Linked DNA regions of Homo sapiens: regions 2 and 3 are each linked to region 1. A link is an interaction called in ENCODE POLR2A ChIA-PET data of the cell type or tissue named here. Cell type or tissue: OCI-LY7. All regions are shown on one strand. Each heading gives the region's core, and the rest is flanking DNA. Links, peaks and the distances in the headings are about the cores only. Region 1 holds the start of THEMIS2 (thymocyte selection associated family member 2). Region 2 overlaps PTAFR (platelet activating factor receptor). Region 3 overlaps EYA3 (EYA transcriptional coactivator and phosphatase 3).

The links. Peaks named below come from ENCODE experiments on the same cell type or tissue, not always from the same donor. Only the 100,000 strongest peaks of a DNase experiment are listed, where the experiment ranks them.
Region 2: POLR2A ChIA-PET joins it to region 1 with 7 read pairs; 2 of 35 experiments call an interaction of 5 or more read pairs at or near these places.
Region 3: POLR2A ChIA-PET joins it to region 1 with 6 read pairs; 3 of 35 experiments call an interaction of 5 or more read pairs at or near these places.

The regions. Positions count from the first base shown.
Region 1 is chr1:27,865,091-27,875,212 of GRCh38, forward strand. It overlaps THEMIS2 (thymocyte selection associated family member 2), which reads left to right and starts at 7,454. Exons shown (of 6, transcript NM_001105556.3): 1 at 7,454-7,575. The coding sequence starts at 7,482. RefSeq lists a cis regulatory region at 2,023-2,544, an enhancer at 4,579-4,628 and a silencer at 7,302-7,571. In OCI-LY7, for the core only: no CTCF peak of the experiment used is centred there; a DNase peak (open chromatin) is centred at 4,151; H3K4me3 peaks cover 1,480 bases; H3K27ac peaks cover 1,736 bases.
Region 2 is chr1:28,140,125-28,150,246 of GRCh38, forward strand. It overlaps PTAFR (platelet activating factor receptor), which reads right to left. Exons shown (of 2, transcript NM_000952.5): 2 at 7,042-10,122. The coding sequence ends at 9,869. It also overlaps the pseudogene RNU6-176P and the pseudogene RNU7-29P. Among named protein-coding and RNA genes, the nearest start is that of PTAFR, 32 kb to the right of the region's middle. RefSeq lists a silencer at 4,468-4,517 and enhancers at 8,073-8,573, 8,168-8,307. In OCI-LY7, for the core only: no CTCF peak of the experiment used is centred there; a DNase peak (open chromatin) is centred at 4,567; H3K4me3 peaks cover 1,019 bases; H3K27ac peaks cover 1,520 bases.
Region 3 is chr1:28,029,164-28,039,285 of GRCh38, forward strand. It overlaps EYA3 (EYA transcriptional coactivator and phosphatase 3), which reads right to left. Exons shown (of 18, transcript NM_001990.4): 5 at 9,676-9,742; 6 at 6,381-6,517. It also overlaps the pseudogene RN7SL559P. Among named protein-coding and RNA genes, the nearest start is that of EYA3, 54 kb to the right of the region's middle. In OCI-LY7, for the core only: a CTCF peak has its summit at 7,455; DNase peaks (open chromatin) are centred at 6,458 and 7,478; H3K27ac peaks cover 1,584 bases.

The DNA of each region.
Region 1 (10,122 bases), core at 3,133-5,632:
ATTGTTTCAACCGGGAACTCAATACCAGCCAGACCACTGCTGAAGAATAAACAATGCTACACTTTGGGTTTAGGGTTAGAAGCAGTCTTTAAAAAAAAATGTGGTAAAATACACGTAACATAAAATTAACCATCTTGGCCGGGTGTGGTGGTTCACCCCTGTAATCCCAGCACTTTGGGAGGCCGAGGCAGGCAGATCACCTGAGGTTAGGAATTCAAGACCAGCCTGGCCAACATGGCAAGACCCCGTCTCTACTAGAAATACACAAAGTAGCTGGGCATAGTGGCGGGTACCTGTAATCCCAGCTACTCAGGTGGCTGAGGCAGGAGGATTGCTTGAACACGGGAGGCAGAGGTAGCAGTGAGCCGAGATCGCATCACTGCACTCCAGCCTGGGTGACAGAGCAAGACTGTCTCAAAAAAAAAAAAATTGCCATCTTAACAGTTAAAAAAAAATTCATGACACAGTCCTCAGGAGACCTTGAGAAATGTGCCCTTAATCTTTTTTTTTTTTTTTTTTTTTTGAGACGGAGTCTCGCTCTGTTGCCCAGACTGGAGTGCAGTGGCTTGATCTTGGCTCACTGCAAGCTCCGCCCCCCGGGCTCATGCCGTTCTCCTGCCTCAGCCTCCCGAGTAGCTGGGACTACAGGCGCCCGCCACCATGCCCAGCTAATTTTTTTGTATTTTTAGTAGAGATGGGGTTTCATGTGTTAGCCAGGATGGTCTCGATCTCCTGACCTCGTGATCCCCCTGCCTCGGCCTCCCAAAGTGCTGGGATTACAGGTTTGAGCCACCGCGCCTGGCCCTTAATCATTTTTAAGTGTATAATTCAGTCGTGTTAAGTATGTTCACATTGTGCAAACAACCAATCTCTAGGACATTTGCATCTTGCAAAACTGAAACTCTTCACCCATTAAACAACAACTCCCAAATTCCCCGTTCCCCCAGTGGCTGGGGAAAAGCCACCCTTTGACTTTCTTCTTTTTTTGTTTTGCTGAGACGGAGTTTTGCTCTGTCGCCTGGGCTGGAGTGAAGTGGCTTGATCTCAGCCCACTGCGACCTCTGCCTCCCAGGTTCAAGAGATTCTCCTGCCTCAGCCTCCCAAGTAGCTGAGATTACAGGCACCCGCTACCATGCCCAGCTAATTTTTGTATTTTTAGTAGAGACCGGGTTTCACCATGTTGACCAGGCTGGTCTTGAACCCCTGACCTCAGGTGATCCACCCGCCTCAGCCTCCCAAAGTGTTGAGATTACAGGCGTGAGCCACTGCACCAGGCCTCCCTTTGACTTTCTATGAATTTCACGACTCTAGGTTCCTCATCTGAGTGGAATCATACAGTGTTTGTCGTTTCGTGATGGGCCTATTTCACTGAGCGTAATGTCCAGAAGTTTCCTCCATATTGTGGCGTGTGTCATAGTTTTATACCTTTTTAAGGCTGAATAATATTCATTGTATGGGCCGGGCATGGTGGTTCATGCCTGTAATCCCAGCACTTTGGGAGGTTGAGGCTGGAGGATTGTTGGAGCCCAGGAGTTCAAGACCAGCCTGGGCAACATAGCAAAATTCCTTCTCTATAAAAAAAGGTTTAAAAATTAGCTGGGCATGGGCCGGGCATGGTGGCTCATGCCTGTAATCCCAGCACTTTGGGAGGCCGCAGTGGGTGGATCACGAGGTCAGGAGATCGAGACCATCCTGGCTAACACGGTGAAACCCCATCTCTACTAAAAAACACAAAAAATTAGCCGGGCGTGGTGACAGGCGCCTGTAGTCCCAGCTACTCAGGAGGCTGAGGCAGGAGAATGGCGTGAACCCAGGAGGCAGAGCTTGCAGTGAGCCGAGATCGCGCCACTGCACTCCAGCCTGGGCGACAGAGTGAGACTCTGTCTCAAATTAAAAAAAAAAAAAAAAAAAATTAGCTGGGCATGGTGGCATGCACCAGGCTTAGGTGGGAGGATTGCTTAAGCCTGGGAGGTTGAGGCTGCAGTGAGCCGTGATTGCACTACTGCACTCCAGCCTGGGTGACAGTGTTGCTGGATTTATAAGGAATCAGAGAGATCTATGGGGTTCAGGAGGATATTTGTTAATTATTTAGGTGCACCGGCCCAGTCAGATTAACATGCAAAGGACTGAGCCTTGAACAAAGAGTTAAGTTACCTTTTAAGCATTTCGTGGGGCGGGGGGAGAACTGTGCAGGCGGAAGCATACTACAGAAGCGAGAAACAAAGGCAGTTATTTAATCAATTGAGACACGTATTACATCATTTCTTATTTTTCAAGGAAAAACACGTTTTGTGACTTGAGTTTATCTGCCTAGTGACCTTGCAGCTGCACATCTAGAGAAACAGGGTTGTCACAATGTCTGGGAAAGGGACAGATAAGACTCACTAGCCACAGAAACACAGGCAGTTAATTTTTAAAGGACTCCAGCTCTTTCTCTTCCTCGGGGGAACTGGGTTTTCTTACATACAACTGAGTTTCTGCTTACACACTCCTTAATTTCTTTTAATTAAGGGTTTTGCGCTGGTGTGGTGGCTCATGCCTGTAATCCAAGCACTTTGGGAGGCCGAGGCGGGTGGATCACCTGAGGTTGGAAGTTCAAGACCAGCCTGACCAACACAGAGAAACCCCATCTCTACTAAAAATACAGAATTAGCCAGGCATGGTGGCTCATGCCTGTAATCCCAGCTACTCGGGAGGCTGAGGCAGGAAAATTGCTTGAACCTGGGAGGCGGAGGTTGCAGTGAGCCAAGATCGCACCATTGCACTCCAGCCTGGGCAACAAGAGTGAAACTCCATCTCGAAAAAAAAGAAAACAAAAGAAAAAAGCCAAGAGGGGAGTCGAACTAATTTTCCACCACACAGGAGCATGAGCCAGCCCTCTGAGGCTTTACAAGCAGACACGCCTGCCTCCTTAAAGATATGCTGAGCATTGGCCGGGTGCAGTGGCTTACGCCTGTAATCCCAGCATTTTGGGAGGCCGAGGCAGGTGGATCACCTGAGGTCAGGAGTTCGAGACCAGCCTTCCCAACATGGCGAAACCCTGTCTCTAGTAAAAATACAAAAAAATTAGCTGGGCGTGGTGGGCACGTCTGTAATCCCAGCTACTCGAGAGGCTGAGGCAGAAGAATCACTTGAACCCAGGAGGCGGAGGTTGCAGTGAGCCAAGATCACACCAGTGCACTCCAGCCTGGGTGACAAGAGCGAGACTCCATCTCAAAAAAAAAAAAAAAAAGATATGCTGAGCATCTTTTCCCGAAAGTGACCTATTTTACTCCTGTGAAAACCTGCACTGGGGGGAGAACCCCTCCCCCATGATCTCCACAGTTGTCTCAGAGGGGCCATGCAGGGTCTGTTCATGTTGTTTTTGTTAATATGAAAGTAATTCAAGGGCAGAGGGGGCAAAATAGCCAGACCCTGTCTCTAAAAAACATTTAAAAATTAAAAATAAGACAAGGCTCCAGACTGGAAGAAAAAAATTTCTTTTAAGTACTCAAACTGTGTTCTGGAAAATCCAGAAAACAGTTACAAGACAAGACATGCCCTTTTGCCACCGTCGCGCCTGGGAACTGTGAGCATTTCTGCAGGAGACCTGTGGGCTGCTGTGGTGCCGTCTTTGTATTGTGGTCATTGCGGAAGGGCGCCATGAAGCCATTGGGCCAGCTGGTGGATCTTGCTCTCCCAGTGAGGGAGCAACTCGAGGACAACTTCGGGACCCACAGGCCAGGCGTGTATCTGCTCTGGTGGGCAGCCTGGGTGCCTGGAGTATCACTGAGTGGCAAACTGCTTGGCAGCATCACACGGTAGGGACACTGGTAACTTCCAGCCAGCATGCGGAGGGCTTCCAGCCCTTCTGCAGGCTCAGGGATGTGCTGGGCCTCCATCCCTCGCCCTCAGAGCACAGGCATTCTCCCTGTCCCTGCCACACTGCCCTTGACCCTGCTGGCTGCTGGGATGTTTCCCACCGCTTTGGGTGAGTGGGCCACGCCGGTGGGTGTTGAAGTGGATGGCAGGACACCTTAACAACCGCTGCCCAGTGCTGTGTCAGTGTTAGGCCCTTACCTTCCTCTACAGTGGGAGGAAACACGGGAGGAGAGGGAGGACCCCACATCCTGCCTGGCAAGTTGCTGAAAAACACCAAGTCACGTGACACATCATATACCGGAGTGTGTGGTGCCACACAGCAGGCACGGGTCTGACCCCATCCTGTCACCCTGCCGCTGTGGCCAGCTGCCTCCTGCACTGTCCAAAGGAGGTCCTGAGCCATCCACCTTCAGAGTCCAAAAGCTGACAGAGATGGGTTGATGAAATGAGGAACTTCTGTTCCCGGTGGCTGGAGGCATCCTCCTCACAGCTGGTGGGGGCGGGGGGACTTCCTTTCTGCCCCTGTCCTACTGTGGGAATCTGAGCTTCTTTCTCTGCCCCATTCAGCTCTTGAGGAGCCAAGGACAGATCCCCAGGCTGGTGCTCCCAACCTGGGGAAGTGAAAAGGGCTTGGGCCGTGACCACCTGCAGGTTCGGTTCAGATTTTAGTTCCTCCATTACACGGGCAACCGCAAGGAAGTCAGGTTCCCATTGAGTGTCTTATTTCCTCAAATAGAATGCAGAGTGTTGGGAGAAATAAAGAAGATGAGAACTCTTGTCAGAGGCACAGGAGGTCTTGGGAAAGAACAATATCATGTAATGATTGTAGATATGGGGTACTGGGCATGTCCCCATGTGCCTGGGTTACACTAACATTTTTACCAACACCTGTCTCCTGCCAGCCTTGGTTGTAAAGAGGGAGAGGAGACTGAGACTCAGAGAGGGTATGGGACTTGCCCAAGGTCACACAGCTAAGAAGTAGTGGAGCCAGGGTTTGAGCCCAGCTCTGTCTATCTCCAAAGCCCATCCTCTACTGAAATTCTAGACATAACTGGGCTGAGCAGAAATCCAGCAAACTTCCACAATCTGCTTAAGCACCTGGGAAAGAAGTGAAGAACGGTCATTTTCTCTGGCCTGCAGGAGGAGCCTAGCAGAGCCGGGTTAAAATCCCAGTGTCTCCACTTGGCATAACCTTAGGCAAGACCCTTCACTTTTGTGAAGCCTGACCCAGGAGGTTGGGGGCTACAGTGAGCTGTGTGTGCAGCACTGCACTCCAGCCTGGGTGACAGAATGAGACCGCCCACCCCTCTCAAAAAAAAAAAAAAAAAAAAAAAAACTAGAAAGAAACACAACAAAATATTAGTAGTTAGTGTAAGTATTTTGGGTGGTGGGTAAAGAATGCCTGCTTTTTATTAATCAAATGTTCTTTAGTTAGAATTTATTCATTGTATTTTAAACTTCTGTTATTATCTTTGATTAAAAGTCTTTTGTTACTTTTATAGTGACAAAAAAACTAAATATGGCATTTTGCACAATACCTATATCATCTTATTCAATCCTCACAATCTGCTGAGATATAATTCTTTCTCCTATTTTATTATTTTTTTATTTTTTTAGAGACAGGTTCTCACTCTGTTGCCTAGGCTGGGGCTGGAGTGCAGTGGCATGATCATAGCTCACTGCAGTCTCGACCTCCCAGGCTCAAGCCACCCTCCTGCCTCAGTCTCCTGAGTAGCTGAGAGTGCAGGTGCATGCCACCATGCCTGGATATTTTATTTATTTACTTATTTATTTATTTATTTTTGAGATGGAGTCTTGCTCTGTTACCCAGGCTGGAGTAAAGTGGCGTGATCTCGGCTCACTGCAACCTCTGCCCCCCCGGGTTCAAGCGATTCTCCTGCCTCAGCCTCCCGAGTAGCTGGGATTACAGGCACGCACCACCACACCCAGCTAATTTTTTTTTTTTTTTGAGACAGAGTTTTGCTCTTGTTACCCAAGCTGGAGTGTAATGATGCAATTTCGGCTCACTGCAAACTCCACATCCCGGGTTCAAGCGATTCTCCTGCCTCAGCCTCCTGAGTAGATAGGATTACAGGCACGTGCCACCACGCCCAGCTACTTTTGTATTTTTAGTAGAGCCGGGGTTTCTCCCTGTTGGTCAGGCTGGTCTCGAACTCCTGACCTCAGGTGATCTGTCCAACTTGGCCTCCCAAAGTACTGGGATTACAGGCGTGAGTCATTGTGCCCAGTAATTTTTTTGTATTTTTAGTAGAGACAGGGTTTTGCCATATTGGCCAGGCTGGTCTTGAACTCCTGACTTCAGGAGATCTGCCCGCCTCACCCTCCCAAAGTGCTAGGATTATAGGCGTGAGCCACCGCGCCTGGCCTTATTTTATTTTATTCTTTTTTTTAAGAGACAGGGTCTTGCTAGTTTGCCCAGGGTGGTCTAGGACTCCTGGTCTCAAGTGATCCTCCTGCCTCAGTCTCCCAAAGTGCTGGGATTACAGGCCACACCCAGCCTCTTCTCCCTGTTTTTTTGTTTTTGTTTTTGTTTTTTGAGACGGAGTTTTGCTCTTGTTGCCCAAGCTGGAGTGCAATGGTACAATCTCGGCTCACTGCAACCTCTGCCTCCCAGGTTCAAGCGATTCTCCTGCCTCAGCCTCCCGAGTAGCTGGGATTAGAGGTGTGTGCCACCACGTCTGGCTAGGTTTTTTTGTATTTTTAGTAGAAACGGGTTTTCACCATGTTAGTCTGGTCTCAAACTCCTGACCTCAGGTGATCCACCCGCCTCGGCCTCCCAAAGTGCTGGGATTATAGGCGTGAGCCATTGCGCCCGGCCCTCTTCTCCCTGTTTTAGAGAGTAAGAAACTGAGGTTCACACAATCAAAGTGATTTGCCTAACGTCATACAACGAGCAAGAGGAGACCTGGGATTTGAACCTATGTTGGTCTGACTCCTGAGGGACAGGGAAATGGAAAAGGCTTATCCCGAGCCTGTGGGGTCAGGATAAGTGGTTGGTCCGGCTTCTAAGCAGATTTCTCTTTAGCCTTAGGAAGAATTTTTAACTAGAATTGGTGAGGCCCGGCGTGGTGGCTCACAGGTGGATCACACCTGTGATCCCAGCACTTTGGGAGGCCGAGGTGGGAGGATCACTTGAGTCCAGGAGTTCGAGGCCAACGTAGACAATAATTATCGAAAGAGTATGGGAGTTCTGGAGAGGTAATGAGATCCCCTTCACCAGGAGGTTTCCGATAGAGGACCATGGAGTGTCCTGGAGGGACATTCGGGAGCCCTGACACTACATCTCCCTCCTCAAACCCAAAGGGCAGAGGCATGTCCCTCCTATGAGACGCAGAACAAGTCGGGCCGCGTCCCCTTTTTCTAACTGGGAGCACTGCTGAGGGGGCGTCTGGGACTTCTTCATCTTCATCATCGCCCCTTCCCCATAGGGTACTGCAGGGGGCGGGGGGCGGGGCTTCGGCGGGGCGGGGCTGCAGGGCTCCCGCGGGCTGGCGGGGCGGCTTCGGCGTGCGGGGCGGGGCATCGGCGGGGCGGGGCTGCAGGGCTCCCGGGGACCGCCCGCCCGCCCCTCAGTCTGAGCCCAGAGAGCCGCGGGGACCATGGAGCCGGTGCCGCTGCAGGACTTCGTGCGCGCCTTGGACCCCGCCTCCCTCCCGCGCGTGCTGCGGGTCTGCTCGGGGGTCTACTTCGAGGGTGAGCGGGGGCTGGAACCCCTCCGAGCACTCCCTTGGTGTGGGGCGGGGGCAGAGACCCGGAGAAGACGTTAGCAATCCGGGGAAACTGCCCCTGGGTTCAAATCCCGACACTGCCACTGGCCAAGCTGTGTGATTTGGGGCCGCACTCAACCTCTTTGGACCTCGGCTTTTGCTTTCGTGGAACGGGGACCGCTGACCTGCCCCGCAGGGTAGTGATGAAAAGTCAGTGGGTTGAGGCGCGGGAGGTGGATGCAGCCGGGCCACTCCTAGGTGGCCCCGCGGTGCGCATGGGACAGAGCTCCGACCGCGCCGGGACGCAGCATTAGGCCGCTGGTGGTCGTGGCTGCGTCTTGATTCTGAAGTGCAGGGTCAGTCTTCCCGTCTGTGTCCTCCCACTCCTCCCCCGGCCCTCCTCTACACTGCCTTCCTTCAGTCCCTGCGTCCACCTTGGCCTTCTGTTTGACCATGGGCAGTACTTGATTTGATCAGCTCTTCAGTTCTCAGCTTAAATGGCGCTTCCTCCCGGAAGCCTTCCTGGCTCTCTGCTCCTTGCACGCCCCCGTACATCTGCCGTCTGCCCGCAGCGGCCTGGTTCACAGGGATGGGCACACAGCAGGCGCACAGTCACTAGTCATTGCCTGAAGGAGCAAGCGGTGAGGGAATAACAGACAGTGGAGGGCAGGGTAAGACAGCACAGTGGATGGGTGGCCAGTGCTGCTCTGTGGGCAGGGAGGACCCGTGGGCCACCGAGTAGGGGAGATGGAGGTGGAGGAGAGAGATGCTGTGTGGGGGTGCGGGTTCCTTCCTTAGAGAGCGAACTGAGGCTTGAAGGCCCTGCCCCATCCTGTTCCCTGGCTGCAGAAAAACGCTCTGTCGCAGCAGCTTCCAGCAGAGTGTTTGAGGTCCCAAGTGGGGTCCTAGACCAAGGAGGTCCCTCATGAAGGGTCCCGCAGGGGGCCACCACCTCGCAGTGGGTCTCTCCAGGTCTGCTTGGGAATCTGGCAGATCTGGGTTCAAATTCTGACTCTACCTCCAGGGGCTTTCTGCAGGAAGGCGCCTGGGATCTGTTTGCTCTTCCCCCAGCCCAGGACCAAGCGTCTTCGTCCTCCCAGCACCCTTTGCCTGCTGGTGTTACAACACCTGTTTCCTCATCCTGCCTGACGCGGGATGGTGGAAATGGTGGAAGTCAGAGTGATGGTGACTAGAGAAGGCCCTGACAGGGTGTGGGTGTGCGGATGGGGTGAGTGCGGAGGACAGATGGCCATGCCAATAGGGGCAGGCGTCTACAGGGCACTCAGAAGGGGCTGGCTGCGTGGTTGGTTAGGAGCACTGGCTCTGGAGGCAAACACCCTGGGTTCAACCTAGGTTTTTTTTTTTTTTTTTGAGACAGAGTCTGGCTCTGTTGCCCAGGCTGGAGTGCAGTGGCACGATACAGCTCACTGCGGCCTCGACCTCCTGGGCTCAAGTGATCCTCCCACCTCAGCTTCCTGAGAGGCTGGGACCACAGGCACGCACCAGGACAACGTCCAGCTAATTTTTGTATTTTTTGTAAAGATGGGGTTTTGTCATTTTGCCCAGGCCGGTCTCAAACCCCTGGACTCAAGTGATCTGCCTGCCTCGGCCTCCCAAAGTGTTAGGATTACAGGCATGAGCCACCACACCAGGCCCTGTTTTTTGTTTAATAGAACATAGGTTGTGTGTGATAGCTCATGCTTATAATCTCAACACTTTGGGAGGCTGAGGTGGGAAGATTGCTTGAGCCTAGGAGTTCGAGATCAGCCCTGGCAACATGGTGAGACATCATGTCTACAAAAAATTTTAAAATAAAAAATTGCAGGGTGTGGTGGCTCATGCTTGTAATCCCAGCACTTTGGGAGGCTGAGGCAGGAGGATCACTTGAACTCAGGGGTTCAAGACCAACCTGGGTAACATACTGAGACCGTGTCTCTACACAAAATAAAAAAATTAGTCAGGTGTGATGGTGCATGCCTGTAGTCTCAGCAACTCAGGAGGCTGAGGTGGGAGGATTGCTTGAGCCTGGGAGGTTGAGGTTGCAGTGAGCTATGATTGCACCACTGCACTCCAGTCTGGGCGACAGTGAGACTCTGTCTCGAAAAAAAGGACGAGGTCTGTGTTGCCCAGGCTGGTCTTGAATTCCTGTCCTCAAGCAGTCCTCCCACTTTAGCCTCCCAAAGTGTTGGGATTACAAGCGTGAGCCACCGCACCCAGCCATAACTTCCAGTTCTGCCTCCTATTACCTGATCATCATGTACAACCTACTCAGCCCCTGAGAGGCTGTTTCTTTTTCTTCTTCTTCTTTTTTTTTTTTGAGATGGAGTCTCCCTCTGTCACCCAGGCTGGAGTGCAGTAGCCTGATTTCAGCTCACTGCAACCTCCACCTCCTGGGTTCAAGCAATTCTCCTGCCTCAGCCTCCTGAGTAGCTGGGATTACAGGTGCCAACCTCCACACTGGGCTAATTTTTGTATTTTTAGTAGAGACGGGGTTTCACCATGTTGGCCAGGCTGATCTCGAACTCCTGATCTC
Region 2 (10,122 bases), core at 3,171-5,670, 280 kb after region 1:
ACTCCTGGGGTTAAGCAATCCTCCCGCCTTGGCTTCCCAATGTGCTGGGATTACAGGCATGAGCCACCGTGCCCAGCCAGGACATAATATTTACTAAGTTCATTTCATGGGAAGCACTGTTCTAACCAATTCTAAATCCTCAAAACCATCCTATTATATCGTCAGTATAATTATTCCCATTTTACAGATGAGGAAAATGGCACAGAGAGGTTAAGTCTACCTAAAAATCACAGACTAGGAAGTGGCAGAGACAGAAATTGAACCCTGGCAATGTGGCCCCAGAGACCACTTTATTGATCATTCTGTGACACCGTATGGACTTTGGAGTCAGAATTGTCTGAATTTAAACTCAGATGTCTAATGAGTACATGATTACAAACCATTAATAATGTGAGATTGCTGGGCTCAGTGGCTCACCCCTGTAATGCCACCAACTTGGAAGGCCATGGAGGGAGGATTGCTTGAGCTCAGGAGTTCGAAGTCAGCCTGGCAAACAAAGAAAAAATTGGCCAGGCGCGGTGGCTCACATCTATAATCCCAGCACTTTGGGAGGCTGAGGCAGGCAGATCACTTGAGGTCAGGAGTTCGAGACCAGCCTGGACAACATGGTGAAACCCCTGTCTCTACTAAAAATACAAAAATTAACTGGGTATGATGTCACGCGCCTGTAATCCCAGCTACTGGGGAGGCTGAGGCAGAAGAATTCCTTGAATCCGGAGACAGAGGTCGTGGTGAACCAAGATTGCACCACTGCACTCCAGCCTGGGCAACAGAGTGAAACTCCTTCTAAATAAATAAATAAATAAATAAATAATTTAAAGTGAGCCAGTTATGGTGGTGTGCCTGCAGTCCCAGCTACTGGGGTAGCTGGGGCAGGAGGATCACTTGAGCCCCGGAATTCAAGGCTGCAGTAAGCCATGTTCATGCCACTGCACTTCAGCCTGGGTGACAGAGTAAGAACCTGCCTCAAAAAAAAAAAAAAAAAAAGTAATGCTAGAGAAATCCAAACTAAAAACAAGATTTTTATTTTACACCTACCTGCAATTTTAAAGTTGGACAGTGCCAAGTGTTGGTAGGAATGCACAGAAATAAACACATTTGTGTAACTAGGGGTGGGAATGTAGACTGGTGCAGCCATTCCAGAAGCAATTTGACAATTCTTTACCAAATTAAATAAGTGTAGCCTACGACCTGGGAATGTCACTCCCAGGTCTACATTCTAGAAAAATTCTTATATTTGTCCATAGGGAACACCTGGAAGAATCTCACAGCATTGGTTATAGAAAAGGGAACGGGGCTTGGTGCAGTGGCTCACACCTGTAATCCCAGCACTTTGGGAGGCCGAGGCGGGCAGATCTCTTGAGGTCAGGAGTTCAAGACCAGCCTGGCCAACGTGATGAAACCCTGTCTCTTCTAAACATCCAAAAATTAGCCCAGTACAGTGGCGGGCACCTGTAATCCCAGCTACTCGGGAGCCTGAGACAGGAGAATAGCTTGAATCTGGGAGGCAGAGGTTGCAGTGAGCCAAGATCACATCACTGCACTCCAGGCTAGGGGCCAGAGAGAGACTCTATCCCCCACCATCCCCCACCCAAAAAAAGAAAGAAAAGTAAAGGGAACAGAAGGCAACCTGAGTGTCCATCACCAAGGGAATGGGTAGAATGTAGTGGATGTACACAGTGGAGGACCCAGCAGACACTGACATTGTTGAACTAGATGTACACACTCCAACATGATTCCATTGCAAAAATAATGCTGAGGCAGGGGAAATGAGACACAGAATAAGGTCAAATTATGTGAACTATAACTTTTATGTAAATTTAAAATGGATACACACACAGAATAACACTATACGTTTTACAAGCATACCTACATCAAGGATATATATCGCCTGCACTAGAACTGCTGTGGAGGATGAGAATGGAAAATGATGATAAAAGAAAATGACATGTTAGCCAGGCACAGTGGCTCACGCCTGTAATCCCAGCATTTTGGGAGGCCGAGGCGGGCGGATCACCTCAGGTCGGGGGTTTGAGACCAGCCTGACCAACATGGAGAAACCCCATCTCTAATAAAAATACAAAATTAGCTGGGCGTGGTGGTGCATGCCTGTAATCCCAGTTACTCGGGAGTCTGAGGCAGGAGAATTGCTTGAACCCGGGTGGTGGAGGTTGCAGTGAGCCAAGTTTGCTCCATTGTACTCCAGCCTGGGCAATAAGAGCAAAAATCCGTCTCAAAAAAAAAGAAAAAGATAAAGAAAAAAAAGAAGGAAAATGACATGCATTCAGACAAAAATGTATGAGAAGCATCTTGCACAGTAGAGGTAAAATAAGGATCTCTGCATCCTGATTATTGCTGCGTGACCTTGGATGTAAGTCATTTCACCTGCTTGATGCTCGTCTTTCTTGTCTGGAAGATGGAAGATAGGGACCTTCACATTCTGTATCATGAAAGATGTCCACAGGGGAAGGGAGTGTGGCAGAATGAGCTTTGGAGCTGGACATACCCAGCTAGGCCAGCCATTCGCTGTGTGACCTTGGGAATCACTTTACTCTCTAAGCATCTGTATTTTGGGGGTGGGGATTTGGTTTTCATTTTTTTTAATTTATTTTAATTATATGGAATGCTTCATGAATTTGTGTGTCATCCTTGTTCAGGGGCCATATCTGTATCTCTATATTGTTCCAGTTTTAGTTATGTGCTGACGAAGCAAGCACCGCTGTTATATTTTTAATTTTTTTTTTCAGGAGGGTACTGAGTCTAATGAGGCTGCAGGGCCATGAAACCCTGCACGCTTCCTACCCATGCCTCCATTTTTTTTTTTTTTTTTTTTTTTGAGACAGAGTCTTGCTCTGTTGCCCAAGCTGGAGTGCAGTGGCATGATCTCAACTCACCACAATCTCTGCACCTCCCAGGTTCAAGTGATTCTCCTGCCTCAGCTTCTCGAGTAGATGGGATTACAGGTGCCTGACACCATGCCCGGCTAATTTTTGTATTTTTAGTAAAGACAGGGTTTTGTCATGTTGGCCAGGCCGGCCTCGACTCCCAACTTCAGGTGATCCACCCACCTCGGCCTCCCAAAGTGCTAGGATTAAAGGTGTGAGCCACTGCGCCAGGCCCCAAGCCTACATTTTTAAGTGAGGTAGTCAAGCAGGCCTCACCGAGAAGGGGCCATTTAAGCAAAGCCTTGAAGGAAGCAAGGGAGTGAGCCATGTTGCTATCCAGGAAGAAAGTAACTCAGGCAGAGGGAAGAGGCAGTTCTACCCATAGGTGTTTGGGAGGAGTAAATGACGTGAAGTTCCCCTTGCAGTAAGTGGTCAGCAAATATTGAGTGGCCACCTCTGTCCCTCCCCTTACAGAGCTGTCAGGATCCAGGTGACATCTAAGAGCACCTTCTAGCTCCAGTGACAATGACCACTCTGGCTTCTGAGGGTCTCTGGAACACTGTGTTCATGGACGCCATCCACCCTCAGGAGTACCCTCCCTAGCTGAGCACAGCCTGAGCCCAGGGAACAGTCATTGCTGCTGGGGCTTCAACATGCATAGGGAGCACAGAGGCCTCAAAGAGGAAGCCAGAAACAGCAAGGCGGAGGCCCTCACCTTCCACTGGAGGCCTCTTGGGTCATTCCCCCAAGACAGCCCTGTCCCAGCGCTTAGGAGGCTGTGCCTGGAGGGGCTTGGGCAAGGGTACAGCCACATGGTGGAGTGGGAGGAGAGAAGGAAAGGGACCCATGCTTACTAAGGCAGATCTGGCTTTGAATATTATTATGCCACTTAGTAGCTCTTTTACCTTTATAAATCTCTGAACCCTTCTGAGACTCGATTTCCCTATCTGTAAAATGGGCATGAAATGTTCTATTCTGTGGGGTGGTTGTGAGGACTCAATGACATAAGATAGGTGAAAGTGGCAAGCAAATAGCTGGGTCCCCCTTCCTTCTGTACCAGGTACCTGAGAGGCAGCCACTATGTCTTATTCAGTCAGCTTGGGTCCTTATTTATTTTATTCATTTCTTTTTTTCCCTTCTTTTTTAAGGGGCTTTCTGGCAAAAACTGAAAAGCCTGCTAGACAAATTCTAAAAGAGCTGTAACATTTGTTTTATTCATTTCTGTCGGGATAAAACCACCCATGTTTCAGGGAGTATGAGGTTTCAGTGAGATAACAGATCAAAATTGTGCTTAGCATAGTTACTGGACCAAAATAGGCACTCCATAGGTGTTTGTTGGGTACCTAAAGGGATGGAGGGATGGATGGATGGATGGATGGATGGATGGTTAGAGGGATAGATAGATGGATAGAGGGATGGTGGGATGGAGGGATGGATAGGTGGATAGACAGATGGGTATGTGGGAGGATGGCTTGCTGGTAGGATATCAAAGGGAATAGGACTTTTTATACAGAAATACCAAGTCTGCACAAAAACCAGGTGCTTTACAAGAAGGTCTTATATCTCTTTGTGGCCTTAGGTCTTGAGCACATATATAACACAGATGAGTAAAAACAGGCATAAATGTATCCAGGTCTAGTCAACTGTGACCTCCACTTACCACTCTTGGGTCTATGACTCATCTCAACGAGGCCAGATCTTACATAAGCAAGCATTCTCCAACTGAGATCACTGGTGGTTCCCTGAGGCAAAAGCTGAGATCAGGGGCAAATGCAAGGTGAGGCTTTCCTGATACACAGGATGCCTTGGAAATTCTAATCAGTGATGTTTCATCAAAAGAATTACAACTCAGCTTTTCCCATAATTCCTGTCACCGTTGCAAGAATGGAGAGATGCAGGTGAACAGCCAGCCCTGCATCCGCTGCAGCTCCACACTGTGTAACTTCTGCAATCACTTAGTCTCTCTGAGCCCCACGATCTCCTTAGTAAGATGAAGGGGTTGAACCCTCCCAGCTCCAAGATGTTCTGATTCTCTGAAAACTCCCTACATCTTCCTTTAAAATATGGACCTAGAACTTTGGAAGAACATGTATTACATTTCTTTTCCATCTATCTCTATAGAGTCTTCTCAAAACCTTTTAAAATATTTGCATGTATCTGTCAACATGTCTGTTTATGCTAAACCCTGGGGAAGCTGTACACTTTGGAGACAGACAGATCTCAATTCCAGGCTATATGTGAGAAACTGGAGACAGATTATTTAGATCCGGTTCCTGCCCCCCAGGATAGGAAAGACAGGCATTGAAAGGAATTAATTTCAATGGTCACAGTAATTAAGGTATACAAATGTTGGACCCTCCCAGTCCCAAAATGCTGCCTGGAGGAATTCAGAAGGCTACCTATTGGAGTATTCTGGGATATGTCAAAAAGAAGAGGGGAGCTGCGGCAGCTCAGGCCGGTCGTCCTGGCCCTCGGGGAGGCGAGGCTACACGTTTGAGGCCAAGCCTGGTCAACACTGACAAAAAAAAAAAAAATTGGCCAGGCGGTGAAACCCCGTCTCTACTAAAAATACAAAAAAATTAGCCAGGCATGGTGATGGGCCTGTAATCTCAGCTACTCGGGAGGCTGAGGCAGGAGAATGGCATGAACCCAGGAGGTGGAGCTTGCAGTGAGCCAGGCTGGCGTCACTGCACTCCAGCCTGGGTGACAGATCGAGACTCCATCTCAAAACATAATAATAATAAAACAAAATAAAATAAAAAAGAAGAGAAGGGCTGGGTACAGTGACCCATTCCCGTAGTCCCTGCTACTGGGGAGGCTGAGGTAGGAGGATCACTTGAAGCCAGAAGTTCGATCCTGTAGTGTGCAATAGGCATGCCGGTAAACAGCCATTGCGTGCCAGCCTGGGCAATATAGCAAGACCCCACCTCCAGGAAAAAAAGTTTAGAAAAAAACAGAAAAGACAGAGGATACAGGAGGAGTAAAGGTGGCTGTACTGGGGTGGTGAGGAGATCAACAAGGCTGGAGCATGGGCTACAACCTAATATACTCCTCCCATCCCCCTGATCCCCATGAGCGCATGGTCTATGTGTTGGGGCAACATCCTGGGAGAAGCAAGGAGGTAATCACAAGTCACTGTCTCAGAACTGTCAGTTACTCTTGTTTTTTTTCCAATTAGAGACAGGGTCTCGCTATGTTGCCCAGGCTGGTCTCAAACTCCTGAGCTCAAGCAATCCTCCTGCCTTGGCCTCTCAAAGTGCTGGGATTGCAGGCATGGGCCCAGAGTTATTCTTTATTGAGACCCTGTGCACTTTATACCCATCAAAGTAGAGTTTCCTAAAGTGTGTACACAAGTCACTGAGACATGTCAAGTGACTTTAGACACAACACAGAAAAACTATTTTTTTTTTTTGAGACAGGGTCTTGTTCTATCACCGAGGTCAGAATGCAGTGTGGCATGATGATCACAACTCACTGCAACCTCAGCCTCCTGGCTCAAGCAATCCTCCCACTTCAGCCTCCCACAAGTAGCTGGAACTACAGACACACACCACCACGCCTGGCTAATTTTTTTAATTTTTTAATTTTTTTATTATTATTATTTTTTAGACAGAGTCTCACTTTGTCACCCAGGCTGGAGTGCAGTGGCGCGATCTCGGCTCACTGCCATCTCCAACTCCCGGGTTCAAGTGATTGTGATTCTCCTGCCTCAGCTTCCCAAGTAGCTGGGAAGCTGGGATTATAGGCACCCACCATCATGACCGGCTAATTTTGTATTTTTAGTAGAGACGGGGTTTCGCCATGTTGACCAGACTGGTCTTGAACGTCTGACCTCAGGTAATCTGCCCTCCTTGGCCTCCCAAAGTGCTGGGATTACAGGCGTGAGCCACCACACCCACAAATTTTTTGTAGAGGCAGCATTTTGCCATGTTTCTCAGGCTGGTCTCGAACTCCTGGGCTCAAGCAATCCACCCTCCTCAGCCTCCCAAAATGTTGGGATTACAGGTGTGAGCCACCGCACCCAGGCGAGAAACATTTTTATAGTTACGGTTTTATGTTTATGTCTACCTTCTATTTGTGGCAGGTAGTATTAGTTTTCATTTACAATTATGTTATAATGTTTTCTTTCAAATAAATGTAAGTTTTTAAAAGTGACTTAATTTAAAGAAAACTTCTTTATTAAGTAAATGGACAGTTGGTACACAGATATTGCAAAAATTTCGAGGCGGGTACATGAATGACTGAAATTCAGGAGACGCGGGGAGTTAGCACAGAAGCACTTTCCTCATTCAGAGCTCTTTTGGCTGCGAGAAACAGACACCCAATCAAATCAGCTTCAGCAAAATGAGAGAATGTATCCTGACAAGGGACGCTCACAGGGCCTAAAGGAAGAGTGCTGGGCCCCTGGAGGACTGAGGGAAGCCGGCAGGTCCCTGGAGGCGGTGCCCGGCTGCTCTCCAGGCGCCTGTGATTCCTCTGGTCCCTGCCTTGCTATGCGTATCTTCCCTCTGAGCAGAGCCATTTTCTCTACCACATTCATGCAGGTGCCCATCCCCCGCAACACACACAGACAAACACACACACATGGACACAGTCACAGCTCCAGGGTTTCTATGTGTTCAGGTAAGGGACCTGCAAAGCCTGAACAGCCTCCCTAAATCTAGATGCCCACCTCTCATCCTTTCAGCTCCCATCAGAGGATCAAGGGGCCCAAATTCGCAGAAAAGGGGAGGGTCTAAGATGAGCAGTCACCCTGCCAAGAGGTGTCTGCCTCAACATTAGTGGCGTATAACAATCCCATGAGGTAGCTTTAACCTCATAGGTAATGACCCTAAGAGGTAGGAAATTCAGTGCCTGGTCCCTCAGCAGGAAATGACACAGCCAAGACTTGAACCAGGCTTGTGTGATGCTGCACTAGCCACCGGGTCATCCCATCAGCCAAGTCCAGCCCACAGCTACCATCCCAGACTCCAGCAGGTTACAGGTCCATCGAGAGGCATTTCTCAAAATCAGCAATCCGGTGTTTGCCCGGTACACAGGAAATGAGTATCCCAGCTTCACAGGGACACTGACTGGAAGGAAGGAAGACTTCTCTGAAGGAGCACAGAGCTCTAGAAACCAGAGAAGTTTCCTCTGAGCCCCTTGGGTCTGAGGCTGCCAGGTTCACACTGCAGATACTTGTCTCAGGGCAGGAGAGGAGGCTCATTTGCATATACTTGCCAAAAATCACAAGCAGACATCTAGAGATCCCCAGGAGAAGCTGACACCTGGCTGACACCTGCTGACAGTAACTGCTCCTCCCACCTCCTGGAAGCTATGTTAGGAGGACCCTCCCAGAGGGCAAGGGAGGAGAGAACTGACAGACCCTTCTACCCAGGGGCCTCATGTACTTCCCAGCCCATGTGCCTGTTCGTATGGAAGCCCCTGGACATCGGGGTGTCCTGGCCTGGACAGCTCCAATTTTGCCTTTTTTGTTTGTTTGTTTGTTTTTGACACAGAGTCTCACTCTGTCGCCCAGGCTGGAGAGCAGTGGCGTGATCTCGGCTCACTGCAAGCTCCGCCTCCTCCCAGTAGCTACAGCCTATGGGACTACAGGCATGCGCCACCACGCCAGGCTAATTTTTTTGTATTTTTAGTAGAGACGGGGTTTTACCATATTGGTCAGGCTGGTCTCAAACTCCTAACTTCAAATGATCGGCCCACCTCAGCCTCCCAAAGTACTGGGATTACAGGCATGAGCCATATTTTTGTATTCTTAGTGGAGATGGCGTTTCACCACGTTGGCCAGGCTGGTCTCGAACTCCGGACCTCAGGTGATCTGCCTGCCTTGGCCTCCCAAAGTGCTGGGATTATAGGCATGAGCCACTGAGCCCAGCCCCAATTTTGCTTTCAAGGGGCCTTTGCCCACCCTCAGTGGGTGGCTGCCCCACAGAAGGTACTTAATTAGGGACTATTGTTGAGACAGAAAGAGGAGGTGGGCATCTCCTTCCCACTCCCCCAGAGCTGACTGGACTAGAGGCAAGGCCTTTGCAGACAGACACGTCTGTCTTGGGAAGCAAGCTCTTGTCCTAGCTTTTGGTCTGTTCATGTTTTATCTTCTTTGGTCACCATTAGGGACAGGTTGCCAGATGAGTCAGAGAAGGTTCCATCAAGCCCCTTCCCCTGAGAAAGGTCACAAAGACCTTGTGCCGGAGGGTGGAGAGAGGATGGCAACATCTTAGCTCAAAAGTCTGCCCCAAGGTAGTGCCATACAGTGAGGGCAGTGTCCTTTCCTAACCCAGTCTACCTCTATCACTTGAGAGTAGTTGCCCAAAGCTTTTTTTTTTTTTTTTTTTTTTTTTTTGAGATGGAATCTCGCTCTGTTGCCAGGCTAGAGTGCAATGGTGCAATCTAGGTTCACTGCAACCTCTGCCTCCCAGGTTCAAGCGATTCTCCTGCCTCAGCCTCCTGAGTAGCTGGGACTACAGGCGTGTGCCACCATGCCCGGCTAATTTTTGTATGTTTTAGTAGAGATGGGGTTTTACAATGTTGGCCAGGATGGTCTCGATCTCTTGACCCATGATCTGCCCACCTCGGCCTCCCAAAGTGCTGGGATTACAGGTGTGAGCCACTGCGCCCACTCCCCCAAAGCTTTAGACCGATGCCCCATCGGGGAGAACTAGGTGGTTTAAAGTCTTCCCCCAAGGTCTGCACCTGGCCCTGACATTCCTTCCGGCCCCATAAGATTAAGGGACTCAGGATAAAGTCATCAGTCACAGTTACTGTAGTATGCGCCCACAGGCGGATGAAGGGGCTCATTTGAGTTCTGGATTTTCCAACAGCCTGGCTCTGCCATCATCCCTGCCCAGGTGAGGTAGCCTCCAAATCTAATGGCCCACCAGTGCCCACAGAGGTGGTGCCCAGACCACAGTAGATATCCCTTCTTCCCCCAGCTCAGTCCATGATGTTCATGGAGGAGAAGACTTCAGGCCTGGAAGCAGGGACTAATTTTTGAGGGAATTGCCAGGGATCTGGTTGAATGGCACAACCACTTCAGTGACCGTATCCGTGGTGGCCCGGGAGCATTTCCGGCTACTGCGCATGCTGTAGAACTTTTCGGTGAGGTGCTTGCGGAACTTCTTGGTGAGGAAACAGTAGATAACAGGGTCTAAGACACAGTTGGTGCTAAGGAGGCAGAGGGTGACCTGATGTGCATCATTAATGGCCTGGTGGAATTTGCTGTCCTGGAAGCCCAGCT
Region 3 (10,122 bases), core at 5,124-7,623, 170 kb after region 1:
CTGAGTAACAATCTTTCTAAAATATATTTATATCCCTTCCTGCCTTCTGAGCAAGGAGGAAATAGCACACATACCTTTAGATTTTCTCAGTTACTGTTTCAAAAATAAAAACTGTGCTGTGCTACATATATTACAGAGATACCGCAGAGGCTACTGTGATGTGTAAAGACAATTGTTTAGTACTAAATATAACTTAATTATAGTTCTGATTTTTAGGTTCTAATTTCACTGTTTTTCCTCTGTGGTCTGTCACTTCTTGACTTCCTTAGCAGTATCTGCCTTTTAATTTGCAATAAACTAGGCAACCATAAACAAAGCTTTGCATCTGCATGAGAGTCCAAGGATATTCTTTATGAGTGAAACACTCTTAAGTGCATGGTTTTGGTGATAATTTTGGCTACACAAAAGCCTACTTTTAAAAAGAAAATCCTTTTTTTTTTTTTTTTGAGATGGAGTTTCGCTCTTGTTGCCCAGGCTAGAGTGCAGTGGCACGATGATCTCAGCTCATTGCAATCTCCTCCTCCCGGGTTCAAGCGACTCTCCTGCCTCAGCCTCCCTAGTAGCTGGGATTACAGGTATGTACCACCATGCCTGGCTAATTTTGTATTTTTAGTAAAGATGGGGTTTCACTATGTTGGTCAGGCTGGTCTCGAACTCCTGACCTCAGGAGTTCCACCCACCTCAGCCTCCCAAAGTGTTGGGATTACAGGCACAAGCCACCATGCCAGGCCCCAAAAATCTTAATGCCTGGTTGTTCACTGTGTTCTGAATAGCTATGGTTACTGGGTTAGTGTAGTTGAAGCTGATAATTAGGTCTAAGAAGGTTCATCAACCAAACACATTCCATGTATGATATCAATACTAAGGTTAGCCATGACTTCAAACTCAACATTAACTCATCTCATTTATTTGCTCCTACTCTGATAAACTAGGAGTGATTGAATTTATAGCCAATGAACACATATATGCAATTAAAAATACAATACTTTGAGAATGAGAACCTCTGCTTCACCAGGGCACTGAGATACTTCAGTGCAACTCAGATTTGTCCAATTTGTTGATAAGTACATTTAGGAATAGTAAAGAGAAATATGAAAGTCTTAAAAAGACCAACAGTGGGATATGATAATCACTTCTTAATTTTTTTGAGACAAGGTCTTGCTCTGTTGCCCAGGCTGGAGGGCAGTGGTGCAATCATAGCTCACTGCAGCCTCAACCTCCTGGGATCAAGGGATCCTCCTGCCTCAAACCCCCGAATAGCTGGGACCACAGGCACACTACGCCTGGCTACTTTTTGTATTTTTGCAGAGACAAGGTTTTGTCATATTGCCTAGGCTGGTTTCAAACTCCTAGCCTTAAATGATCCTCCTGCCTTGACCTCCCAAAGTGCTGGGATTATAGGTATGGGTCACCGTGCCTGGCTTTGCCCCAAACTCTTAATGCATAAAAAGAAAATGTAATATTCTTTTCTCATCTATTAATCACATGAAATAACTTATTTTAAGAGACTGAGGAATACTGACATCGCTAGCATGAATTAGAAGCGTTTGCCCCATCATAATTCATGATCATTTAAATGTCTTGTCCAGATTAGCCATAATTAAGATTCTTGCCATGTCTGATTTTCAACAATAAAAATATTTGAGAATGTCATTTTTAAAACATTTATGATGTAAAATGTGAGTATCAGTGCTATGATTCCTGCTGATTGTATATCACACTTTTTGGTAAACAAATTGCTATTTCAATGTCACAATAACTTTCAGATTTATTGTCATCACTGTGATTTCTTTTTCCAAATAGGTTTTGACCCTAAGGTGGTAGATTTATAAACATGTTTATTTTTACACTATATGAAAATAATACCTTATTAATAACAATAGTATCAACTGAGAATGTTTTGATAGTCTCCCTCTTATAAGATCAAAAATTAGAACACAAATGTCCAAAATAAGTAGGAGATAGCTAGCTAGTTTTGAATATCTTTGGCCAGAAACATAAAGTAGATGTCTAATATATAATTATTTTATGAGGAATAAAAAACAATACAGACAGTACCTCCAGCATCACTGTAGACCTGGCTCTTCAGACATGCAAATCATCTTCCTCTAAAAGCAACCCTCCCAGAATTCCAGATAATAGGCAGCATGATCCAATGGTTTGACTCCACAGCACTATTGCTCATAGTAAACAAGGAAACCAAACCCTAATTACAGGACTCCCAGTCCACTGCTCTATGCCAACAACTACCAAGTTTCTCAAGTACTTTTAAGCATCAAGAGCCTGCTGCAGAGAAACTGTCAAGCTAACAATGGGTAAGTAAGTCTGTCTCTGAGTGCCTTCCTGATGCCCCCAGAATGGGGTCTTATCACAAACTCTACCCAAGTTTCTCAGCACAAGTACTTCACTATTGATTAGTCACTATCCAAACTAATCTCATCAGTTCAATTTATAGTAACTCGTATAGTGCTCTTTAGAGATTAGTCTGGTGAGGAACTGAAGTACACACCAATGCTAGAAAAAGCACATGAAAGGATATTTTGGCTTGTTGATTCAGCAGCTCATTTGGATAGGCTATTATAAATAGTAAGTAATTTAATGTAAGTACTTTTCCTGATTATAAACAAAGTATATGTATATATTTTTTAAAACGTCTGTAGGAAAAACAGCCACTTTTTTTGCTTCCAATTATTCTTTACGCACATTTTTTTTTTCTTTTTAGAGGCAAGGTCTCACTACATTGTCCACGCCGGAGTGCAGTGGCTATTCACAGGCATGATCCCACTACTGATCAGCAATGGGGTTTTAACCTGCTGTTTCTAACCTGGGCCAGTTCACCCTTCCTTAGGCAACCTGGCGGTCCCCCACCCCCAGGAGGTCACCACATTGATGCTGAACTTAGTGAAGATACCCAATCAGCATAGCGCACTACAGCCCAGGACTCCTGGGCTCAAGCGATCCTCCTACCTCAGTCTCCCAAGTAGCTGGAACTACAGGCATGCACTACCGCACCTGGCTATACACATATTTTTAAAAATACTAAATTGGTATTACAACATTGTGTTTTTGCTATTACATATTGCTTTTTTCAATTAATAATACACTGTTTTCTCAAGACCCTAAATATTTTTTAAGAAGATGATTTATAATGGCTATGCAGCAGCCATATACAATTTAACACATACCTTAATATTCAAGTTTTAGGTTTTCAGTTTTTTCATATTATAAATAATGCTTCAATGAGTATGTTGGTCAGCACATTTTTGTGGGTATCTCTAATTAGTTCCATAGGATACATTCCCAGAAGTGAAATTACTGAGGGAAATGAAATGAACATCCTTAAGGCTCTTAATGCATATCACCCACTCCTCCAACTCACATTAAAGTTCTTTTAAAAGAAATCAGAACAGTGGCACCTAAAGGCATATTTTATAACTCCCACTAACATTAAACAAGTACCCTTTTCCTTACACATACTCCTTCAGATTCCTAGAAGTTAAACTTCTAATCCCCTTTCTGCCATCCCACCCCATTTGTATACAGCTCTGGGAAGAATATGATCAGTATTTCTTTACTTTAAAAGATTACTCATCATATAGCCTTCTTAGATTTCTTCTAGTCTTTTCTCCTTTCTTCAAGAGGAGGAAGCTTTTTAATTTCAAACTCAACTCTGAGACCATCTTTTTGATATAGACCTAAAGTTATGAGCACTTCTAGAATGAAACAATCCTGGGTTCAATTATAATCCCAGGCTTTTACTAATTGTATGAACTTTGGGCACATGATTTAACTCTGCTTCTCCCCTATAAAAAGGGATAAAGCTAGCTTACCTCTTAGGGCTGTTCTGAGGATTACATGAGACAATACTATACAGCGTGAAATACTTATTCTTAGTATACAGCTTATTATAGTAAATAATAGAGACAAGGTAATATTATTATAATGAATTTTTCTGAAGCCCTATTTGCATCTGAAATAAAACGAATTAGCTAATCTGAAAACAGGCAGCACTAAGATGACACAATGTATCAAAATCTTGATTTCGAAAGAAAGAAATCAAGTGTTTTCTCCTACTTAATTTAACACATTACCAAAAAAAGCCACATGATAAAACACAAGAAAACATCTTTTCAAAATACAGTCACTTTTAAAAGTTTTACAAACCTCTCTTATAATTTCTCTGGTAAATTCTGAGAATATGCCATCTCTATCATTCACATTACCCCAACCAAAATCTCTCTCCAGTAAGTCTCATACATTACTTAAAGTCAAATTTAAGCTAATGATTATCTCTTTCTGAATTACTGATAGAAGAAATTGGGAAACACAAGTCTTCCTTGCCCTCAAATATTAAACAAAACCAGATTATTAAAGGAGCCTATTATTAACAATATTACCAGCATACAATATAAACATGTATCCTTCAAGGTTTTAATAGAGATCTATTTACTTTACAGAATTTTTTTCTTTTTTAATGTATTATTATTATTATTATTATTATTATTATTTTTGAGACAGTCTTGCTCTGTCGCCCAGGCTGGAGTGCAGTGGCACCATCTCGGCTCACTGCAACTTCTGTCTCCCAGGTTCGAGTGATTCTCATGCCTCAGCCTCCTGAGTAGCTGGGATTACAGGTGCCCACCACCATGCCCGGCTAATTTTTTTTTTGTATTTTTAATAGAAACAGGGTTTCACCATGTTGGCTAGGCTGGTCTCGAACTCCCGGCCTCAAGAGATCTGCCCAAACGGGGCCGGGCGTGGTGGCTCATGCCTGTAATCCCAGCATTTTGGCAGGCCAAGCTGGGCAGATCACTTGAGGCCAGGAGTTTGAGACCAGCTGGCCAAAATGGTGAAACCCTGTCTCTACTAAAATACAAAAATTAGGCAGGCTTGGTGGTGCACACAGCGAGACTCTGTCTCAAAATAATAATAATAATAGTTTAAGGGAAATATAGTGATCATTTAAAAAATTAATTATATCTAGGATCCATATGCACACAGAATTATCTGAGGTATTCCATAAATCATGCTCAGAGATGTAATAGGAGTTGTATTTAATATTGAACAGCAGGAATGATCAACTGTTGTAAAGGGCTAATAATAATAATTCAAATCAAAACAGAAGATTTAAAAAACTGTAATTTAAAAATTATAATTGCTAGCCTATTATTAGTCAACTGTTGAAAAATCAGCTTTAAATAACCAAAAAGAAATAAACACAAACATATTCACAGAGGGGTCTTTCAAAAGGTCCATTCAGTGTTGGCTGGTTAATCATATCATAAATATAAGATCTGAGTACCCTGGCTGGTACTAACAGGCATGGAAACATGGATATACAAATGGGGAAACAAGAAAATTTGTTTCCCATTTCATATGAAGTTATCAACCCCACTATTATTAAACATAATTCCCAATTCTTATTTCTAGCAGTTACCAGGAGCCAAAGAATTCTAACAAGCCTAAAAGTAAGAAAGCTGCCAATATCATAAAAGAGTAGCCAAACAGGTCAGGAGAAACAGGAATGCAGAAACTAGATGCAGGTACATTAATACATCCAGAATCTGTGTGGTCATCTGTCTGGAAAATTTTTCTAATTCGTAGCTTGATTAAATAAAGCCTATAGAAATATAATTTTGTTACATATTACATATTTTTAAATAATATAGTATTCTTTTAATTTTCTGGCACCCATTTCAGGAAAGCAGGGAAGGAGCAATGAAGCACACTGCATTTACACACATAGAAAAATAAGCACAGATATTAAGTGCCCAAAGAACCTTAAAGTGACTTCTGATAAATCATTTTAATTTATAGTTCATGTCCAAGACACCTAAAACCAATGAAAATAACTCCCTAGGCACATAAGGTTATAAGAAAATTGGGGATTTCCGGTATTCTAAAATGACTTTTTGGTTCAGCAGAACAATATCTGATCAGTTTTGGGTGGGGTTAGGGGAGAAAGGAGAGGGAGAAGTTGGCAAAAAAAACCCCACAGAGCAAACTATGATACATATTCAGACTACCTGGTGTTAGCAAGAAATTGGCCACCTCGAAATATATTTATTATGCTTTCCTAATGATAGTACCATACTACATTGTATATAAAGTAAGTCAAATCAATAGCAAATCCTCAAAGAATTTACCAAACACTTAAAGATTCCAAGCTTCAGGGTCAAGACTTAGTACATACAAAATAGCTAAATGAGTACTGAAAAACTATGATTTTTTTATTACATGCATCAAACATACTGTTGCAAAGTTGCATACCCAACCACATATGTAACTAAGTGCTTTGTAAAGAATGATGCATGGCTGATCAAAGTTTCTGCGGAATAAAATCAACATTCTTAGAAATTGTTTACAATACAGTGCCTTACCAAAAGGAGGTAGTCCATACGTTTGGGTTGCCTGAGGGTAGACAGCATAGGGTTGAGTCTGCTGTAGTGTCTGGTATTGAGTCTGTCCAGGGTAAGCAGTTTCCGAAACAGGAACTGAGAGAATATGTGCATAAGGTCTGGAAAATTTCATGAAAACAAAAACTTTTGTGTGATTTACTTTAGTAACGAAAAATAGGTAAAATAGCTACCACCACTAACAGCAAAGAATCTGCAACAAGGAGACTAATCTTCCACATAAAATGGCTCTTTTCAAAAATTTTTTATTTTTGAGACAGAGTCTTGCTCTGTCGCCCAGGCTGGAGTGCAGTGGCATGATCTCAACTCATTGCAGCCTCTGCCTCCCCGGTTCAAGCAATTCTTCTGCCTCAGCCTCCCAAATACCTGGGATTACAGGCACCCACCACCATGCCTGGCTAATTTTTGTATTTTTAGTAGAGACGGTGTTTCACCATGTTGGCCAGGCTGGCCTCGAACTCCCGACCTCAAGTGATCCACCCACCTTGGCCTCCCAAACTGCTGGGATTACAGGCGTGAGCCACTGCGCCCGGCCTAAAATGGCTCTTATGATCAGAAAGTAGAAGTCTTTCCTCCTTTCTACGTTCTCCTATCATCAACCCAAGGAACAATTTTATGAAAAATTTAATAGTTCCAAACATCCCTCCAAGTTCCAATTATCCTACAAACATTTCTAGTGTGCTACATGCATGGCCCTATGTGAGACACAAGGATGGATTAAACTTATTCATGCTCTTATGCCTACATCTAGAATAAAATCCTAATATAATAGAAAACTAAGAGAACAAGATTGGCAATTGGCTCTCATTCTCCACCCTGCCCCTTGAACCAAACTAAAGTTCTGAGAGGGAAAGTGAGACTGGAAAAGCGGGTGAGGCTGGTGGAGAAAAGGCAAGCAAACACATCAAAAAACGGAAGTAGAGATGGGTTCCAATATCCTCAAATCAAGTCTACAAAACAGAACCCAGGTAAGTAACAAAATCTGGGAAGTTCCAGACAGGACTCAATCTCCTCAATGATATTTAAGTCAGGGCATACTGCCACTAGTTGGTGCCACCATATCAGGGATAGCTAGAGATTTCAGCAGTGAAACTCCTGGGACTTTACACTAGCTAGCAGATATAATTGTTTCATCCATGATATTGCACTGAATTTTTAGATACCAATTATCTCATTTGGTGAGTTACACTGTATATATAAGTAAAAAAGAAAATGCTATTTGTACCATGTAAGCATAATAAAATATAGCAGGGGGTGTTTTAAAGGGGAAATTTTTTTTTTCACCTTTGGGGGAAGAGGAAAATGAAGAAAGGCCATAAAGAAGTGATATACTAGCTGAGCAGATAAGAGGCACAGAACTGGGAGAGAAAGGGTGTTCTAGGACAAGAAAAAAGTCCTGGAGGGTATAGAGTAAGGAAAGCAAGGGCTTCGGCCTGCAAAGAGCACAGATAACTGAGGGAAGTATATTAAGAGAAGTAGCGAGAGAAAGGAAGCAAAGACCTTGAATGCCAGGCTAAAAGGCAAATCTGAAACTGAGAGCCACTGAAATTATTGAGCAAAGAGTGACAAGATCAGAGCTGTTCTTTAATAAAGATTATTTTGACACTGCTTTGTAAAATGGTTTAGAAAGGGAGGAGAAACTGGAAATGGAGATCCAGTTAAAAAACAGTTCAGATAAGTAATAAAGAGGTCTGAATTAAGATAGAATAATTAAGATAGCTAATAAGGAATTCTGAATGTAGCAGGTATGCAAATACTTTCTGAATGAATAAATGAATTTGGAATCTGCAACATATTAACATCTCAGTACATTCTAAAAAACTGAATTTAAAAATAACTATTCTTCTTAGCCAGATCTGAGTCCAGGAAATAGCTCAGGTTAGAGTTGTTACTCAAGTCACATGGGAATGATTTAAATCTTAGTGACCTTAAATGGATTAATCTCCAGATATGGTAAAGACCATAATGTCCTTTTTCATGCAGAGTCTTTGTAGCCCAAAGCTCAAATGTGTTTTCACATTTAGTATCTAATTTCTTCATAATAATCTCAGAGAATAGGTTCAGTTATTTCACAGAAGAAAGTCACATGAAAATGATTAGCCCAAGGACACCATTAGTGTTAATACCAGATTAAAAATTAGAAGAACTCATTGGGTTGACTTTTTAATTAGTTTATTTTTTAATTAATGAAAATTCAAAAGGTAAAAACAGATATAACCAGGGAAAAGAAAGACAGTTTCCTTTTTATAACAGCCCCATAAAGTATCTCTTGCTTTTGTTACCAATTTCTTTATGTATCCAGCAGCTGTAAGCACATAAGCACATATCCTGGCTTAATAAATGCACTTGTATGTGTCTTTGTATGCATAGGTCCACTCTTTATTACGCACAATAGGTAGCTTGGTATACACACTGTTCTGCACCTACCCACTTTGGAGATGAAAAACCTGGCTGATATTAATGCTGATCTTACCCCATGAAGGCCCAAAACATAACCTCTTAGTGACTAACCCACCAAACCTGTCTAACTTCAAGCCCGGTTCTACTCTGAGGACATTCCTCAATCAAGAAACTGAACACAGGCTGGGCGTGATGGCTCACGACTGTAATCCCAGCACTTTGCGAGGTAGGCAGATCACCTGAGGTCAGCCGTTTGAAAACAGCCTGGTCAACATGGTGAAATCCCATCTCTACTAAAAAATACAAAAATTAGCTGGGCGTGGTGGCATGCCTGTAGTCCCAGCTATCCGGGAGGCTGAGGCAGGAGAATCACTTGAACCCGGGAGGTGGAGGTTGCAGTGAGCCAAGATCGTGCCACTGCACTCCAGCCTGGGCAACAAACAGAGTGAGATTCTATCTTAAAAAAAAAAAAAAAAAAAAAAAAACCGAACACAGATTGGACTGAGAAATTCAGTCTTGTTTTTATTAATCTGTATGCTATATGTCAAGGTACAGGACAGAGAAAATGATCAGAGGTCAATCAATGATATGGTTGATCACTAACACTATTTTGCATGTTCAGTGCCTACTCATTTTAGAGTAAGCTTTTGTGTAAAATGATCCATTGCAGACACCATCTACTTTTTAAAAGGATACTACATAGACTATATTTAGAGGGAATTAAAAATTGGAATGACGATAGAATAAGAGAGGTAAAAATAATTTAAATATCTATTATTTTAGAGGAAAAATAATATTAAATTTTGCAATGAATCTACAGAAAAAGCATATGCATTTTGGAAATAATTATTCAACTTACTTTGCAGAATACATTTGTGAGGTATAATCATTGGATGAGCGAGGGATGTAATCGGTGCATGTCATAACTGAAAGAAAGATAATATCACCAGGTTAAAAAGTTAGAACATTTCGAAAATGGAATGGGAAAACTGCACATCTCACTGTATAGTCTTTCAAACTAATTAACAGAATACAGCTTGGACACCAGATAGAAAGACTATGTGGTAGAAAATATCTCACTTTTTTGTTTATACATGTGTTTATAGACTTCCAGAGGCAGTTAAAAAAAGAAGGGTGGGGTATGGAAAAGAGCTGAAGGTTGGTAAGGATCTCTACCTTTACCCATTACTGATCTAAAATAATAGATGAAGCAACCTTCTAAGCTTTCGGCTATGCTGATAGGCAAACTTAAAAAGCAAGCTTTATGTCTGGAAAACCACATTATTCTACTTCAGCTTATTTGTTC